Linked DNA regions of Homo sapiens: region 2 is linked to region 1. The links are chromatin loops, found by intact Hi-C in ENCODE. Cell type or tissue: mucosa of descending colon. All regions are shown on one strand.

Evidence for each region. Peaks named below come from ENCODE experiments on the same cell type or tissue, not always from the same donor. Only the 100,000 strongest peaks of a DNase experiment are listed, where the experiment ranks them.
Region 2: it touches region 1 in a loop (4-fold over the local background); 16 of 110 quality-filtered maps call a loop at or near these places.

The regions. Positions count from the first base shown.
Region 1 is chrX:71,576,981-71,580,980 of GRCh38, forward strand. GCNA (germ cell nuclear acidic peptidase) reads left to right here and starts at 1,457. Exons shown (of 13, transcript NM_052957.5): 1 at 1,457-1,542; 2 at 3,840-3,900. The coding sequence starts at 3,842. RefSeq lists an enhancer at 1,664-2,305. In mucosa of descending colon, no CTCF peak of the experiment used is centred here; a DNase peak (open chromatin) is centred at 1,861.
Region 2 is chrX:71,402,559-71,406,558 of GRCh38, forward strand. All of the region lies in intron 25 of TAF1 (TATA-box binding protein associated factor 1), which reads left to right. Among named protein-coding and RNA genes, the nearest start is that of TAF1, 38 kb to the left of the region's middle. In mucosa of descending colon, no CTCF peak of the experiment used is centred here; no DNase peak of the experiment used is centred here.

The DNA.
Region 1 (4,000 bases):
CTTTGCCCAAGCCTCTGAGGCACAGTTATGTAATCCCCATTCTTATAAAGAGGCTTGTAGAGGTTAATTTGCAACTTCATTGTAGAGAGAGAGAGTAATCAGCCCCCTTTATCCAATTTTTTTATCAACTGAGAAAGTATCTGTATTTAGGTAGGCAATCTGGTGCTTAAGAGCAGGTTTTGGAACTAGAGTTGGAGTTTGAATCTCAGCTCTGCCACTTTTTTTTTTTTTTTTGAGATGGAGTCTCGCCCTGTCCCCATGCTGGAGTGCAATGGCACGATCTCGGCTCACTGCAACCTCCGCCTCCCAGGTTCCAGCGATTCTCCTGCCTCAGCCTCCCGAGTAGCTGGGATTACAGGCGCGGGCCACCACACGCGGCTATTTTTTTTTTTTTATCTTTAGTAGAGACGGGGTTTCACCATGTTGACCAGGCTGGTCTCAAGCTCCTGACTTCGTGATCCACCCGCCTCAGCCTCCCAAAGTGCTGGGGTTACAGGCGTGAGCCACTGTGCCCGGCCAGCTCTGCCACTTTCTAGCTGTGTGATCTCTAAAATGAGAGTGCTAACAGTTGCCTACTTTTTAAAGTGTTGTATGAATTAAGTCGTAAGACACTTGGAATAATGCTTAGCACAAAATAGTATCAAACGCAGGGACATTTTATGTGTGTTCTGTTACCCAAAGGCATACATTACGAAATATATAGATGCTCGCTGGAGAAACTGGCACAATCTAGAAAGCGCTGTTTTCCCCGTTTGTTTTTCTTGGTGTGTATGGAGTGAGTGCCAAAAAGCCTCAAGTAACCTTTTTTTATCTCCAGGGTTTGGAGGGTTCTGGAAGTAAACATCATAGTTCGCCGTTGCCAGGCGCTGTTGAGTTGCTGCCTTGCTCTTATCTAGGGGTCTAGATGGCCTTCCCTGCAACCCCCGCCCCCCTGCGCTCCCGCGTCCCCCCGCGCCCCGCCCTCCCCTCGGTGTTCCCGTCCACGCCCCTGCTCCCGCGCCTTCGCTCCAGTTCTCGTGCCCCCGCCCCTCCCCCCGCGCCCTTTCCCAGTGGTTGCAATAACGGACTTAGAGGTCTGGACAATTCAAGTAAGGAACAAGGCTCGCTTATCCAAGTTCTCGCAGGATAAAAGTTTGTTATGAACGATTTCACATGGTTTCTCTTTATCAGAAAGTTGTTAGGGACTTTTAATCGCAGAATTGGCCTCGGGTGCCCACGCTCTAGTATTGAAATGGCGGTTTTGGGACAAATAAGCAACATCCGTGGGAGTGGAAAGCGACAGACCTGATCCCGGAAGCGTTACAGCTAGGCGCCAAGTTCACAGGCGCGAAGTTCAAATTTGTCTTGTGACCACTGTGATAGGTGGGTACAGGGGAGCGCGGGCGAGCACACGTGAATTACTGCTACCGCCCCCTAGGTCCGGGCACTATAAAGGGGCCTGCGCCTGGCGTTGTTCATCGCAGTTGCTCCGGATCTTTGCACACACTCCACGGGCAGTTGGAGGTGAGCTGCTGCCGGCCACGCCAGAGGCTGCAACACCAGGTAGGTGACCGGCTGGTCGGACTGAGATGGGTGCTGAAGTGGTCCAGAGGTTAATCCTAATTGAGTGACTTAATTAAAATCAGGACCACTGTATACCTTGGACTCTGGTTGCCCGTGTAGGCCTGAGGTGGGAGTAGAGGAAGTGGCAGCGAGGGGAGAAGTGGAGGCGCCAGTGGTAGCATTGGGGGAGGTGGGGGCGCCCATGGTGGTGTAGGAAACATATGGTGGCGCCAGTGGCGGCATTGGGAGGGGTGGGGGCGCCGGTGGCGGCGTAGGAGCAGCTGGTAGTGCCAGTGGCGGCGTGGGGAGAAGGGGCGCTGGTGGCGTCATTGCAGATAGTGGGGGGCCTGGTGGTGGCGTAGAAGGAGGTGTTGGTGCCAGTGGCGGGTGGAGAGAAGTAGGGGCACCAGTGGCGGCGTTGGGGGAAGTGGGGGTGCCTGTGGCAGTGTCGGGGAAGTGGGGGTGCTGGTGGTGGTGTAGGAGCATGTGGTAGCACCAGTGACGGTGTGGGGAGAAGTAGGGGCACCATTGGCGGCCTTGGGGGAAGTGGGAGCGCTGGTGGTGGCGTAGGAGCGTGTGGTGGCGCCAGTGGCTATGTAGGAATACGTGGCGCCGGTGGCGGCGCGGGGAGAAGTGAGGGCGCTGGTTGCGGCACTGGGGGGAGGTGGGGGCCCCAGTGGTGGTGTAGGAACAGGTGGTGTCCCTAGTGGCGGGTGGGGAGAAGTAGGGATGCCAGTGGCAGCGTGGGGGGAGGTGGGGGTGCCAGTTGCGGCCTAGGAGTACTTGGTGGCGTTGGTGGCATAGGAGCACATAGTAGCGCTGGCGGTGTGGGGAGAAGTGGAGGCGCCGGTGGCCGCATTGAAGGTGGGGGTGCCAATGGGGGCGTTGAGGGAAGTGGGGGGTTCTGGTGGCGGCGTAGGAACACTTGGTGGTGGTGGAAGTGGCCTAGGAGCACGTGGTGGTGCTGGTGGGCGTGGGGAGAAGTGAGGATGCTGGTGGTGGCATTGGAGGTGGGGGTGCCAGTGGCTGTGGGGAGAAGTGGGGGTGCCCGTTGCAGCATTGGGGGGAGGTGGGAGCTAGTGGTTGTGGGTAGGGGTGTGTGTGTGGGGGTTGAGGTCTCTTTGGCTGAGGACTGAGTGGTGGTGGGAGACAGGAGTGGGGTAGGGCAGAAGTTGGATAGAAGTGTGGGGGAGTGGAAGCCTGCTTGGAAAACCGGTTGGGAGCAGTTGAAGGTGGCTGGAGGTGGTTGGAGGTGCGAGTGTGGGGGAAGGGTGGTGGGGTTGAGGCCTGATTGGTGGAAGACTGAGGTGAGAATGGTGGGGGTAGGGTCCAGACCTGATAGGAGGAAGGAGTTGGGGAGGGGTCAAGGCCTGTTTGGTCGAAGATTGGCTAGAGGCTGGAGGCAGGAATAGGAAGCGTGGAGGGGGTGGCCGGATTCATATAAGACCAGTGAGAAGCCAGAGTGGCGGGAGGTAAGGGGGCAGTGGAGGTTGGACAGAAGGAAGAAGGTGATGAGGGGGCGGTGGTAGCCTATTCTGGGTAAGATTGACAGAGTGGGGAGTAAAGAGGTAGGGGAAGGGGGAGAGGTTGACACCCGGTAGGTGGGAGACTTCCTTGGGGCAGGAGTAGGGGGACTGAAGGTTGTAGGGAGGTGGAGGGCCAGTGGGATGTGGGGGCGGTCGAGCCCTGATACGTGGAAGACTGGCAAGTTGAGGTGGGAGTGGAGGGAGTGGGAAGTGGGGGCGGGTGCAGGGTGGGAAGAGATTGGGGTGGTAGAGGCCTGAGTGGGAAAAGTTTGCAACAAAACAAATTTAAATCCTTTTCATTTTGCAGAGCAAAGTTTCGGCTTTAAGGTGGGGAAGATACCCAAAGATAAATGCAGAATGTAAATGTAGAGATGTCTCTGCTTTTGAGTTCTGGCTTTCTTTTTTTTTTCTTTTTATTTTATTTTCTTTTTCTTTTTCTTTTTTGAGATGGAGTCTAGCTCTGTGGCCCAGGCTGGAGTGCAGTGGCACAATCTCGGCTCACTGCAAGCTCTGCCTCCCGGGTTCACGCCATTTTCCTGCCTCAGCCTCTCGAGTAGCTGGGACTACAGGCGCCCGCCACCACGCCTGGCTAATTTTTTGTATTTTTAATAGAGATAGGGTTTCACCGTGTTAGCCAGGATGGTCTCGATCTCATGACATTGTGATCTGCCCGCCTCGGCCTCCCAAAGTGCTGGGATTATAGGCGTGAGCCACTGCGCCCGGCCGAGTTCTGGCTTTCTTAAGAAAGTGTATCTTTGTCTTTCACTACAGACATGGATGGGTGCAAAAAAGAGCTGCCCCGCTTGCAAGAGCCGGAGGAGGACGAGGATTGGTGAGATTTAGAAAGTTCTGTTTTCTTTTAGTTTAGTGTTACCGTATTGGCAAAACAGCTTTCTCGAGAAGTATGTTTATTTCCTTTAGTATCTGTAGAG
Region 2 (4,000 bases), 170 kb before region 1:
ACCATCCCAAAAGATGGATGAGACATAGAAACTGTGCTTATACTTGTGTCTTGCCCTCAGAGAGTTTAATAGATAATAAAATGGAGAAGTTGTAAAGTTCTTTCCCCTAACTTTTTAGTTTGAAAATGGCAAAACCTACAGAAAAGTTGAAAGAATATAATATATAATTCCTCTAAATTCACTAATTGTTAACGTTTTGTCACATTTGCTTCATCTTTATATACCTAAAACTTTTTTTTCCTAAATCATTTGGAACTAAGTTGCAGGCATCATATTTCACTCCTAAGAAAGTTAACATTAATGTAATAATATATAATATTCAGGTCTCATTTAGTCTTCCCTAGTTGTCTCAGTGTCTTTTATTGCTTCCGTCCCCAGTTCTGGATTCAATCCCAGTTCAAACATTAAATATATTTTGAATCTCTCTTAATCTAGAATGATTTTCCCTACCTTTTATGTTTTCCTTTTCTTTTCTTTCTTTTTTTTTTGAGATAGGGTCTGGTTCTATTACCCAGGCTGGAGTGCAGGGGCATGATCTCAGCTCACTGCAACCTGCGCCTCCCAGGTTTAAGTTATCCTCTCACCTCAGCATCCGGAGTAGTTGGGACTACAGGTGTGCAGTACCACACCTGGCTAATTTTTGTATTTTTTGTAGAGACAGGATTTTGCCATGTTGCCCAGGCTGGTCTCAATCTCCTGGGCTCAAGCAGTCCTCCTGCCTCAGCTTCCCAAAGTGCTGTGACTACAGGCATCAGCCACTGCACCCAGCCCCATTTATGTTTTTCATGACATTGAATTTTTTGAAGATTCCAGGCCAATTGCCTCAAAATATTCCATATTCTGGAATTGTCTGTTCTCTCATTGATCAGATTCCAATTAAATGTTGTTGGCAAGACATTTAATGTCATATTTAGGTGATATGCTTACTGTACTATATCAGCAAGCACATAATGTCAGGTTTTCCCACTGTTTTGATCATCTTGTTAAAGTGGTGATCCTCAGATCCTATAATAAAATATGTTTTTTCTTTATAATTAACATGTTGATGAATATCCTGTTCCCTGACAATCTTTTAATAGTTTTAGCATCGGTTGATGACCATTGCTTTATTCAGTTATTTCAGTGGGGGTTCCAAAATGGTAATTTTTCTAATTCTAGCATTTCTTCAACATTAGCTAACATTTTTCTATAAAAAAGAGCTTTCTACTCTCCCTTTCCAAGTATTACTATGGATTCTGAAATTCTTTCCTTTGGAAATTTAATGTTTTATAATTCCTTAACATAATTAATTTTGATGCTCACATAGTGTCCCAAATTTGACTCCCTCAAGCCAGATCCTGTGTTTTTTTTTTCTTTTTTTTTTTTTTAATGACCCTATAAATATTTGAGAACTTCCTTGCTTTCTGGCACAAGATGTTTTTGTGTTTTTTCTCGAGACAGAGTCTTCCTCCTTTGCCCAGGCTGGAGTGCGGTGGCGCAATCTCGGCTCACTGAAACCTTTGCCTCCCGGGTTCAAGGGATTCTCCTGCCTCAGCCTCCCGAGTAGCTGGGATTACAGACCTGTGCCACCACACCTGGCTAATTTTTGTGTTTTTAGTAGAGATGGGTTTTCACCATGTTGGCCAGGCTGGTCTTGAACTTCTGACCTCGTGATCCACCTGCCTGGGCCTCCCAAAGTGCTGGGATTACAGGCGTGAGCCACCGCGCCCAGCCTTCTGGCACAAGATGTTAAAAGCTCTCTTTCAAATTTTCCTATCCTATATACCTAGAGTCGGCCATTTCTCCAAAAGCCCAGGTTCCTTTTTCTTTTTGAGACGGAGTCTTGCTCTGTCACCCAGGCTGGAGTGTGGCACACTGTAACCTCCACCTCCCCAGTTCAAGCAGTTCTCCTGCCTCAGCCTCCCGAGTAACTGGGACTACAGGCACGTGCCACCTTGCCCTGCTAATTTTGTATTTTTAGTAGAGACAGGGTTTCTCCATGTTGGTCAGGCTGGTCTCGAACTCCCGACCTCAGGTGATCTGCCCGCCTCCACCTCCCAAAGTGCTGAGATTATAGACATGAGCTACCACGCTCAGCTGGTATACATATATTTTAAATTACAACTTTATACTGATACCTCCAATTTAGTTTATAGATCTTTTTTTCTCATCTTCCCTTATTTCATATTTGTATCCATTCTCAAGAAATAACTTAATTTCTGTATGTATTTACTTAGAAATCAATATATTTATTGAGAAATTTGCTCTGTCCTATGATATGTACAAAATAGTTTCAGAATTACTATAATAATACCACTACCACCAACAAACCCATAAAGTAGGTTCAAGATGGTTTTTGTAGTTTATTTTTCTTGGACTACATGCCACTGAGGTATAGTTAGGTTATTCCAAACTTTTTTTTTTTTTTTTTTTTTTTGAGACAGAGTCTCGCTCTGTCACCCAGGCTGGAGTGCAGTGGCGCAATCCCAGCTCACTGCAACCTCCGCCTCCCAGGTTCAAGAGATTCTCTTGCCTCAGCCTCCCGAGTAGCTGGGATTACAGGTGCCCGCCACCATGCCCAGCTAAGTTTTTTGTATTTTTAATAGAGACGGGGCTTCACCAGGTTACCCAGGCTGGTCTCGAACCCCTGACCTCAGGTGATCCACCTGCCTCGGCCTCCCAAAGTGCTGGGATTACAGGCGTGAGCCACCATGCCCGGCCTTCCAAACATATTTGAATCACTTCTTTTTTTGTGTGTAATTTAAGAAATCAATTTGATACAGTTACAGTCATTTATGTGTTTGTTTTCAGTTTTGGGTTCCTTTTCCCATCCTTGTTGATTTATTTTATATGCCCAGGCTGGAGTGCAGTGGTGCAATCTCAGTTGACTGCAACCTCTGCCTCCTGGGTTCACGTGATTCTCCTGCCTTAGCCTCCCAAGTAGCTGGTACTACAGGCACGTGCTGCCACGCCAGGCTAATTTTTGTATTTTTAGTAGAGATGGGGTTTCACCATGTTGGTCAGGCTGGTCTCGAACTTCTGAGCTCAGGCAATCCGCCTGCCTGGGCCTTCCAAAGTGCTGAAATTACAGGCGTGAGCCACTACACCCAGCCTCCATCCTTGTTGATTTAATTACTAATATCCGTAATAGTCATTGTTTTTTGAAACACATTAGAAGAGGAAGATGGGCCGGACGTGGTGGCTCATGCCTATAATCCCAGCACTTTGGGAGGCTGAGGTGGGAGGATCACTTGAGCTCAGGAGTTTGAGACCAGCTTAGGCAATATAGTGAGACCCTGTCTCTATTACTGAAAAAACAGTTTTTAAATTTAAAAAATGAAGAAGAAAAAATGTGATACCATGGTCCCTTATAGTGGAAAAGAAGAAGGTGAATGAGCTTTAATGATTGAGGGAAGCCCAAACTAGTTTGTTTTCTGTTTTCAAACCAGTTTTTAATTTCTTGTTTCCATTCTGAACCTAGCCTTTTAACATTTAAGATAGAATGTTGGGGCTGGGTTCGATGGCTCACACCTGTAATCCCAGCACTTTGGGATGCCAAGGTGGGTGGATCACTTGAGGTCAGGAGTTCGAGACCCGCCTGACCAACATGGTGAGACCCTGTCTCTACTAAAAATACGAAAATTAGCTGTGCGTGGTGGTGGGCTTCTGTAATCCCAGCTACTTGGGAGGCTGAGGCAGGAGAATCACTTGAACCTGGGAGGTGGAGGTTGCAGTGAGCTGACATTGCGCCATTGCACTCCAGCCTGGGTAACGAGCGAACTACATCTCAAAAAAAAAAAAAAAAAAAAGAGAATGTTGGAACTAGAAGGATTCTTAAAATTCTTTAGTCTGGTTTCCTTATCTTCCCAATAGGAAACTGAGGTAAAATTGTGACTTGCCTAGTTATTTATTAACTTGGAGAGCCTATGAGGGCTTGCCTGATCTGAACCTTAGAAGGTGGATGTTTGGCCTTTGGTTTGGCTTTTTCCTCGCTAGGCTCGTGCTTAGGTACCTTGGACTT